2 separate regions of the Homo sapiens genome follow, and region 2 is linked to region 1. A link is a loop called in an ENCODE intact Hi-C map of the cell type or tissue named here. Cell type or tissue: CD14-positive monocyte. All regions are shown on one strand. Each heading gives the region's core, and the rest is flanking DNA. Links, peaks and the distances in the headings are about the cores only. Region 1 overlaps GAB2 (GRB2 associated binding protein 2). Region 2 holds the start of LOC105369402 (a long non-coding RNA gene).

Region 1 (5,381 bases), core at 218-5,217:
TACATAATAGACACTTACCTAAAAGATAATCCCCATGTTAACCCTTGCTTCACACCATATACAAACATTAACTTGAACTGGATTATAGACCTAAATGTAAAAGCTAAAACATCTCCTACAAGAAAACATAGGAGAAAAATCTTTGTGACCTTTAAGTAAACAAAAAGCATAAATCATAAAAGAAAAACTGAAAACTAAGCTTCATCAAAATTCAAAGCTTTTGTTCCTCAAATGATACAATTAAGAGAAGGAAAGGGCATGACACAAACTGGGAGAACATACAGTTGAACCTTGAACAACATGGGGGTTAGGGGATGGCTCCCTCCCATGCAGTCAAAAATCCATGTACAACTTTTGACTCCCCTGAAACTTAACTACTATAAACAGTGGAATAACACATACTTAGTATGTTATATATTATATATTGCATTTTTACAGTAAAGATAGAGAAAAAAATCATAAGGAAGATTAAAATGTATTTAGTATTGATTAAGTGGAAGTGGATCATCATAAAGGTCTTTATCTTCATCTTGACATTGAGTAGGCTGAGGAGAAAGAGGAAAAGAAGAGGTTAGACTTGCTGTCTCAGCAGTGACAGAAGCAGAAGAGGTAGAAGGGGAGGAAGGGGAGGCAGGAGAGGCAAGCACACTCAGTGTCACTTTTACTGAAAAGAATCCAAGTATAAATGGACCCATGCAGTTCAAGCCCATTTTGTTCAAGGATCAGTTGTATTCACATGTTTTCACAGATTGAAGGAAATGTTTAATATATTTCTATCTTACAAAGAACTGGTATCCAGATCATAAAAGGAACTTGTACAACTCAGTAAGAAGATAAATGACACAATTTTTTAAATGGGCAAAAGATTTGAACAGATACTAGACAAAAGAAGATAGTATACAAAATGCCAGTTGGCACATGGTGCTCAACATCACTAGACATCAGGGAAACAAATGAAAACCACAATGAATACCATGACCTATAAACCCATTAGAATGACTAAAATTAAAAAGGCTGATCACACTAAGTGCTTCTGAGATTGTAAAGCAACTGGAAATCACATACACTGTTGATAGGAAAGTAAAACAATACAGTTTGGAAGTTTCTCAAAAAGTTTAACACGTATCTACCATATGACTGAGCCATTCAACTGCTGGGTATACCTGGGAGAAATGAAAATGTATGCTCCACAGAAAGATTTCCAAGTGAATGTTCATATCAGCTTTATTTAAAAGAGCCAGAAACAAGAAAGAACCCAATGTCCATCAATAGGTGGTATATCCACACAATGGAATACTACTCAGCAATAACATGGATACATGCAACAACATGGACACATCCAGAAATCACTATGCTGAGTGAAATAAGCTGCACAAAAAGTGTACATACTGTACTCCTATAAAATGCAAACTAATTTAGAGTGACAAAGAACAGAGGAGTGCTTGCCTGGGGCTAAGGGCAAAGGAAGGGAAAGACTGCAAAGGGGCAAGAGGAATCTTTTGGGGATGATGCCAATGTTCTACATCTTCAATGTAGTACTTGTTTCATGAGTACGGACAGACACCTATGAGACTCATTAAATGTACACAGATATAGTTCACTGTGTGTAAATTATCCTTTGAAGTTGATAAGGAAAAAAGTAATTTCCTTTGCCACTCCTGCTGCCACTGGAAACAAGTTAGCAAGCTACTACCTCCCATATCTCACGATCACTGGGAAAACAGGAAGCTGTATAGAAGTTGGTGAGAAAATGAGTGGTATTGCAAAAAACATTTGATTATTAATGAGGTGTCTGGTACTAAGTTACAAATCATCTTACTTAATTCTAACACTTTTGATGAGGTAGGCACTATTATCTCTATTACAGATGAGACAACAGGCTCAGAAAGTTTAAAGAACTCATTGAAAGTCACCCCGATGGTAAATGGTAGATTTGGATTCAACAATGTATGCTGGCATCAGACCAGATAAACTTACCTTCGAATGCTATTATTCCCTACAGTGCTTAGGGCATCCTCAGAAAGGAAAAGCCCTGATAGCCTAGGGACAAGAAGAGCTGCTAGAGATTTCCTTCATCAGGACTGAGAAATCCTCTCAAGTCAGGGAGTTTTTTTTCTTTTAAAAAATTTTTTTTAAGTCGGTGAGTTTTAGCAGCCTTTTTCAAAGCAGCTTGGGAGAGTGGGAGGTGGGGTACACCTCTGCTTCTGGAGCAGAGGAGAATCCTCTCACTTGGCTCCAGCATTTGCTGGTATTTTGTTAACTTTTGGCTCCTCCATGTTCACCCACCCACTGGTTTCCCAGAGTAAAAATGCCAAAATATCTTGGCTGAACAGGCGAATGGATCACAGATGACAGAGGTAAAAAAAAGAAAAAAAGAAAAAAAAAAGAAAGACAATCAAGAGGTTCTGTAATATGCTTCTTTTTAAAGGTAAAAGCAAATTGCACACGTCCTCATTCTTATTCTCTTTGAGTTGGCTGTCTTGTGAAACATTCTGTTGTCTATATTTTCATTCATCACATTGAAAAAAAAGTTAGGCAAATGGGTCATGCTGAAAGTTTAAGTAAATTTACCGTCTTCCTATTTCAGACCAGCTGTAGTCCATCTCCCCTGAAGCCTGGCCAACAGATCAAGGAGAACATGGCTTGAGCTGCAAAAACAGACCAGAGAGAGAAACCCTGGGAAACTAGGCTCTAGCGGGTAGCTCAGGAGGGGAACCCACACTGCAGAGGAAAAGTAAAGAGGCCTGGGTGCCGGGATTAACTCTAATCATCCGTGAGACTCTGGCAAGACATGCTCTCCCTCAGAACCTCCAAAGACTGGAGTGATCAGGTTTTTCAACTTTTAACAAAGGCCCAGCGTTTCTAACCAAATATAATCTCCCTAAACCCTCAGTTTCTCATGCACTTCCTCTTTGAGGATTGCTCTGCTGCCTGTTTATTCCTCAGAAACCAAGTTTCACTTTCTGAAATCTGTTATAAAGCCAGGCGACTTTTCATTGTTACACTATAAATTATGATACCAAATAAAAACTTCTAAAAAGTATATACAAGGATAATCTGAAATTCAGCCATAAGCCTGAGTGTGTGTCATTGAGAGTTAGGAACTAAATGCTCTAAAACAAACTGTGATGTTTTCTGGTTGTTCCTCATTTCCATTCCTGACTTAGCCTGAACTGCAATTTTACTAAAGCTCCTTTGCTTCCCCTTCACACACGTTAAGAATTCACCACAGGAACATGTGCTTTTGTGCTCATTGAACTAAAGCCTCCTCCCCAAACTATGCTCTGCCAAGTTGTTTCCGGTAAGCAACTTTGGAAAATAAAAATTCCCTAGACATTTTGAACAGTGGTTTGAGAGGAAGACACACAACCCGACAGGGGAACTGAAACATTCCCCCTTGTGTCCACTTCTGTCCTGGGAGGATGGGGGAAGGAAGTCGTGGAAGAAGCTTTTTAGAGGAAACAGACTCGCAGGACTTTTGCTGCAAACAATTGGGTACTGTATCCAGCTGTTGACCGAGGCAACTGTCAGCTCAAAACCATGCAGAGAACAAGGGAGCCAGAGTTCCTTCTCCTAAAATACGACAGGACTACACTTCTGTTTCACATGTCATAGCCTAGTACCTGTATTCTAGCCCTTGAGCCCATTCTCAGTATTAGAAGGGGCCTTCGGCATCATTTACCCAGTGGCCTTTTTTTTTTTTAATAAGTGGAATTATTTATTTCTACATACAAGATTTCGTATAGAAGCATAACATAGAAGTAAAAGCAGAACTGCTCTAGGGGGCAGGGGATGCAGGCAGAGAGCTCTGCCAGCTGAGCTACTGTCATCCCTTTCATCAGGCACCTCTCTGGATTCCCAGGTGGCCCTGGGTCTTTGTTTATAAGGTCTTTGTTGATTCTCAGCCTGGGATTCATGGTACTTGTGGAGAGTACAGATGAACACACAAATGACCATGCCCTTCATTTGATTCAGTAGAGGGGTGGTATGAGCTTTCGTTCTCACATCTTCTCCTTCAATAATCTCATTAACTCCCAGTGCTTCATTTACCATTTCTACGTGAAATAGTCTCACATTGTACATTTTTAGACACTATCTCCCTACTGAAAGCCAAGCATCTAAAGCATACTGCTGGGAGAAGACAAGCAGGGAGCTAGGTAAGTAGATAGGGAACTGGAAGTCTGGCAGCAGAATTCCAAGTGTTTGGTCCCCAAATCCAGGACCAGGACTCTAATTCCAAGGAGACTGGTGAGAGAAAAGAATAATGGGAGTCTTTAAAGAATCAAAGTACAAAAACTTGTACTTTGACAGGGACTTGACCAAAAGGAACCAAGCAAGAGCCAATTCTAAAAAGAATTGGGGGGCCAGGTCGAGCGCAGTGGCTCACACCTGTAATACCAGCACTTTGGGAGGCCGAAGTGGAAGGATCACTTGAGGTCAGGAGTTCAAGACCAGCTGGGCAGCACGGTGAAACCCCGCCTCTACTAAAAATACAAAAAATTAGCCAAGTGTGGTGGTGGGCACCTTTAATCCCAGATACTTGGGAGGCTGAGGCAGGAGAATCACTTGAATCCGGGAGGCGGAGGCTGCAGTAAGCCGAGATGGCGCCATTGCACTCCAGCCTGGGCAACAGGACTGAGACTCCGTCTCAAACAAACAAACAAAAACACACAACCACACAAAACAACTGGGGGCCAAAGTCAGACGGGGACTAGCTTTAAGGCTGACTTGATGCCGACTCCCAGAAGCCTGGATCAGGCTCTTAAATCTCATACCACGTCATCCCCGTTACATGCAGGATGACTTCACAGAACCCGTCATAAGGCACTAGAGGACAGAGCTCAGCAGGGCTTCACAGCTCGGCGTGTCTGTGCCCTGCTTGCCTAGCAAGTTGAAAGCATGTGATAAGCTGAAAGGATGCAGACCAGACACTCCTAACACTTTTTGGGTCACTCACTGAGAGACCAAATAGCCATTTCTCCCTTCACCCTTGTTACAGAATTCATATTTTGTTCAGAGGACTGGTGGAGATCTGATGTTATCAGGGAAGGTAAATCCCCTCCCTTTGCCCCAGGGGCTGAATCAAAAGCAATTATACAAATCCCATTCCTCATTGATGGGAATGATCTAGAGGTGGGCATGTGACCTATTGCTAGCCAAAAAAAACATAAGGGGTTTTCTGAGGGAAAGTGCCTGATTTTCCTGGTGACATGCTTGAGCCACTGAAAGAATGCTGAAACTTCCAGCCTCTTACTTTGCTAAATGAATATCAAAGTCCTTGTGATTTAAGTCACTATTAGTCAGATTCTCTGTTAACTGCAGCTAAAAGTTCTCCTGACCTGCTGACCCACTTGATAATCAGATTAAAACTGTGAGTCCTA
Region 2 (5,381 bases), core at 230-5,229, 53 kb before region 1:
ATTCCCTATTTAATAAATGGTGCTGGGGAAACTGGCTAGCCATATGTAGAAAGCTGAAACTGGATCCCTTCCTTACACCTTATACAAAAATTAATTCAAGATGGATTAAAGACTTAAATGTTAGACCTAAAACCATAAAAACCCCAGAAGAAAACCTAGGCAATACCATTCAGGACATAGGCATGGGCAAGGACTTCATGTCTAAAACACCAAAAGCAATGGCAACAAAAGCCAAAATTGACAAATGGGATCTAATTAAACTAAAGAGCTTCTGTACAGCAAAAGAGACTACCATCAGAGTGAACAGGCAACCTACAGAATGGGAGAAAATTTTTGCAATCTACTCATCTGACAAAGGGCTGATATCCAGAATCTACAATGAACTCAAACAAATTTACAAGAAAAAAACAACCCCATCAAAAAGTTGACGAAGAATATGAACAGACATTTCTCAAAAGAAGACATTTATGCAGCCAAAAGACACATGAAAAAATGCTCATCATCACTGGCCATCAGAGAAATGCAAATCAAAACCACCATGAGATACCATCTCACACCAGTTAGAATGGCGAAATGTGAGTCTTAACCTGAGGCTGAGGCCAGATTTAGATTTTCCCCTTAGACTTTCCGGGTCAATAAACTCTTTCCTCATTTAAGGTAACTTAGGTCACTGATCAATACAGGCTGTAACCATATGTCCGAACCAGTTTGCTACCACCGGAGTAACTCAGGGGTCCTTTACAAGAGCCCTGATCATATTCATTATTCAATCCACTTTCTTTTTCCTTCACTTTCAATGTCTTTTCCATTAGCACTTACTCACACCTACACAAACTCTCCCTTCCTCATTCCAATCATTCAATCAACATTTATGAAATCCAGTAATGCCAGGTCCTTCAGGATCTCATGACTTATGGAAAGGGCAGACAAGTACAGTACATAGGTAACTCAGTACATGGTCAGTGCTCTTATAATGGTATGAACAGAGGTTCTCAGCACAGTTCATGTAGGTGTTCTCAGCACCCACATGAACAGTGGATGCTTGACGGAGAGGACTACTCTGCTTGCCTCGAGGAGTCACAGAAGTTTTACAGGACAGGTGGCACTTGGATTGGGTATTGAAGGATGTGAAGAGTTTTGCTGGGTGAAGAAAAACTGCTGGAGGGAGAACTTTCAGGAAAAGAGAGTAAGATGAGTATAGGTGACTCTTGTTATTTCTGGTAGTTATGGTCTGTAAAGTCAGCACAAACACTGTATTAGTTAATATTGAATCATTCCTCTGGGGCAGCGATCCCCAACCTTTTTGGCACCAACGGCTGGTTTTGTGGAAGATAATTTTTCCATGGAAAGGGGTAGGGACGGTTTTGGGATGAAACTGTTCCACTTCAGATCATCAGGCATTAGATTCTAATAAGGAGTATGCAACCTAGGTCCCTTGCATGTGCAGTTCACAATAGAGTTTACTCTTCTATGAGAATCTGATGTCACCGCTGATCTGATGGGAGGTGGAGCTTAGACAGTAATGCTCACTCACCAGCTGCTCACCTCCTGCTGTGAGGCCCAGTTCCTAACAGGCCAGACTGGTAAGGGTCCTCGGCCCAGGGGGCTGGGGACCCCTGCTCTAGGGGAAAAATACCAGATTAGGTTCCTCTTAGCCTCTGGTCACATTTTTATCAATCGGTCAATACATAACCTCGTTTTATATGTGTTTCTGTTTAAAGACACCTTATTTAATATTTGTTGATTCAGTAAGACTGAACTCATGGCTAACAGCACTTCAACTCTGCCTGAACAAAGCTTATCTAATACATGTATTTTCTCAGTAAGGCACATTACAGCCTTCTTGTGTTTAGAAACACTAGACAGAACTTCAGCACTATGCTTGGGGATCTTTTTAAACAGTGAAATCACCAACAAAAAGCACAAAAATGCAAAAAACATGGTACCCGATATATGACAAAGAAGACACTTGTTTACAGGATGAGAGGTGAAATAAGTACACAAAACACTGCCTTGTGCCACCTCAGCTGGGAATGTGCACGTCAGGAGACTCAGATGTTTTCACTGCCCTGTCCATGTGAATGTCTGAGATTAACAGCCAAAGCATGCTGTTTGGTCTGTTCAGGCTGGTAAAACAAAATACCTCAGACTGTTATTTATAAACATGAAATTTACAGTCCACAGTGCTGGAGGCTGGAAAGTCCAGGATCAAGGCACCAGCAGATTTGGTGCCTGGTGAGGGCCCTGTTTCTAACAGATGGTGGAGGGGACAACGGAAGCCCTCAAGCTGCTTTTGTAAGGGCAAAAATCCCCTTCACGAGGGCTCTGCCCTCACAGCCCACCTAATCACCTCCCAAAGGCCCCACCTCCTAATACCAACACATCAGGGATAAGATTTCAACATACACGTTTTGGAGGGACACAAACATTCAGTCCATACATGGTGAGTATTGATTTTGGGGTTACAAGTAAATTTCAGTGAGTACAGAATCTAGAATGTGTGAATATGAGGATTCACTGTATATGAAAAAGTTTGGTGTACTCAAATGATAAAGGTAAGTTTGGTGACGTTTATGTCGGGAGGATGAGAAAACTGTGGAGAGAAAATTATTGAAGGTAAGTCAAATATTATAATAATATATTTTAAAATATTATAAAATTAAAAAATCTGAGAATTCCTCCAGAAAATAACATATTTTTAAGTATTTGTTAATGAAGAAAAAACTACAATGAATTCATGATTCCTTTAATCAGAATATCCATATTTTTTGGGGAAAAAAGTACAAATTCATGGAAAACACTTATTCAGTTCATAAGCAATACTGGGTGTGAGGGAGTGTGTGTGTTTTGAAGGACCCAGGACACAGCAGTCCATCATATGGGAACTACTGTCGTGCACCCAGGGGAGTAGCTCAGGCAGGGAGAACAGCATAGGTAAAGGCCCTGAAGAGGAAGCGAGCTTGGGTTATGGGAGAACCTGACAGGAGGTCATGGCTGGAACACAGTAAACAAAGGGGAAAGTAGAACAAGCAAAAGGCAGGGGTAGATTGAAGTTTAGATTTTATCTTAAATAAAATCCCTCAATAGGGGCATGATTAATAAATCAATATATTGGCAAATGAGCTTGAGAACCATGTATTATACTATTTATATTATTCACATATTATTTATATTAAATATACCATGTTTATGTACACAAACATACATACAACCACATAAAGTGTATATATAGCATACACACATACACACATTTTACAAATGCTTAGAAAAGCATTTCAAATTGCTACCAATGGCTCCTTGTTGAGGGGAATGGGCATATAAGAGAAAAGATACAGGGAACTTTCACATTTTAATCCACATAATTCTATATTTTTAAGTAAACAGAACATGAGAGCTGTGAATGGTTTTAAATTTTTCCATATTTAAAATTCTAAAAGATCATTCTGGCCTATAATAATTGCATTGAAGTAGGGCAAGAGCATGAGTAGGAAGCCCAGATAGACTACTGCTCAAGAAATAATGGTGATATGGACCAGGGCAGTGGCAAAAGGTATATACATTGAAGAGGGCATATGCAACCAAGATATATTTCAGAGGCTGAAATGACTAACCTTGATAATGGACAGAATATGGGAGATACCGGAGAAGGAAGAATAAAGACTTCAAGATTTCCAGCTTGAGCAAGTGGGTGGGCTGTATTATGACTCATTATGATGGAGAAGAGAATCACAGTCACATCTCTCTGACAAGTCTATTATGGTGCATTCTATCCATTCTCTGCCTCTACCACATGAAAGACAAAGGGACAAGATGAATTTGATGTGTATGAGAGAGACAGGGTCACATCTGGGAAACCAAAAAGCCCTGTATCAGTAATTACACTGATTGAATTCTGTGAGGTTCATTCCCCAAAGACCAGGTCAACCTTTCTACAGAGGACTCGAAATCCATTAGGGGAATTACCTCTCCCATTGACAAAGCAACAAATGAGCTGTTGCCAACCCTTTAAATATTGGAGAAAGAAAGGTCATTCCCCTGAGGGACCTTGCTTTCATGTCCTTGAATGGTCTGATCTCAGTTATATTTAAAGCACTGAATTAAGCAAAGGTTACCAGGGAAAACCAGGGCAAAGCTGGGGGAAGAGTAGACAAATGATGCCCAGGAATATAAATTGTTTCCTTTCTTCTGGGACAAAGGCTTCTCTCTCAGTCCCGCAGGCCCTCCAAAGACCTGGTTCCATATTTTCGTAAATATACATCTGATTGTTTTACTTCTTTGCTTTAAATTAGCTCACTACTGTCTTCAACAGTGGTATTCAAACTTCAATGTGCATCAGAATCACTAAGACATCTGTTCACAATGGAGAATACCAGGCCTCAGTCTCAACAGGGATTCAGATCAGTAGGTCTGGAGTACAGTCCAGGGATACAAACCTCAAATGACTCTACTACAGACTATTCAAGGACCCTATTTTGAGAAACAATGCACTAAATTGTTAATGATGATTGACAGGATGTAGCCTTGACTTAGTGACCTGCACTAGAGGAATAAATGTATCAGGAGTTTAGATATTCAGGTTGTGATTCCAGCTGTCTTTGAAATGTGAACTTATGGGGGAAAATAAACACTTTCCTGCTCTGGGCCATTTCCTCATCTATAACGTACAAGTGTTGACTTTATTATTGTTCCCACCATCACTTCAATTTCTGACATTTTAAGATCACAGGAAAAGACAGAGGATTGAAAATGTCAGGCAGAGCTTCTGGACTGTGCTAGACTGACTCTCCCAAAGGTGCCCAAACTGTGAAGACACATGAACATGCGCACAAAGTCTGGTGCTTTCTGGAGAGCTTTTCCCATCTGGACTAGCCATCTGGAGTCCAGTACACAGTGGAATTTGCTGGTCATAAGCAAATACAGTATCATGAAAAGCTACTTCCAAGGTACAGAATGAACAAATAATGGGGCCCTTCAGGAACTTGGCTTCTCTTCCCTGGTCACAGTATTCTACAAAAATGGAGGGAAATCATTCAAAGGATGACATGAGAAACAGAACCAAATTCCAAAGATTAATTCAGGTGATCAAGTAAATGGACTATCTTGCTCCTGGGAGCCCCAATTTACATCAGTCCAGCTGCTTGAAGTATTGCATATGTAGCTGGAAAACATTCCCATACAGAGACTTCCTTAGCCTCTCTAGGAGCTATTGGAAAGGCTTTTGTTTAATTTGTAAGAATTCAGTATACAGAATTAAAAGAATGACCCTGGGCTGATCCTTTTTTTTTCTTTTGTTTCCTTGTTGCCAGAAATCATCATTACATAGATATAATTTAGATAACGTAAAATGCATCCATCTTAACAGTTCAGATGGCTGAATTTTA

The links. Hi-C counts contacts between places; a loop is a spot of excess contacts. Peaks named below come from ENCODE experiments on the same cell type or tissue, not always from the same donor. Only the 100,000 strongest peaks of a DNase experiment are listed, where the experiment ranks them.
Region 2: it touches region 1 in a loop (3-fold over the local background); 4 of 110 quality-filtered maps call a loop at or near these places.

The regions. Positions count from the first base shown.
Region 1 is chr11:78,347,564-78,352,944 of GRCh38, forward strand. The region is part of intron 1 of GAB2 (GRB2 associated binding protein 2); the gene reads right to left. Among named protein-coding and RNA genes, the nearest start is that of GAB2, 68 kb to the right of the region's middle. In CD14-positive monocyte, for the core only: no CTCF peak of the experiment used is centred there; DNase peaks (open chromatin) are centred at 1,738 and 3,298; H3K4me3 peaks cover 3,996 bases; H3K27ac peaks cover 4,778 bases.
Region 2 is chr11:78,294,643-78,300,023 of GRCh38, forward strand. The region is part of intron 1 of GAB2 (GRB2 associated binding protein 2); the gene reads right to left. LOC105369402 (a long non-coding RNA gene) reads left to right here and starts at 2,122. Exons shown (of 3, transcript XR_950343.4): 1 at 2,122-2,443. In CD14-positive monocyte, for the core only: no CTCF peak of the experiment used is centred there; no DNase peak of the experiment used is centred there; H3K27ac peaks cover 1,719 bases.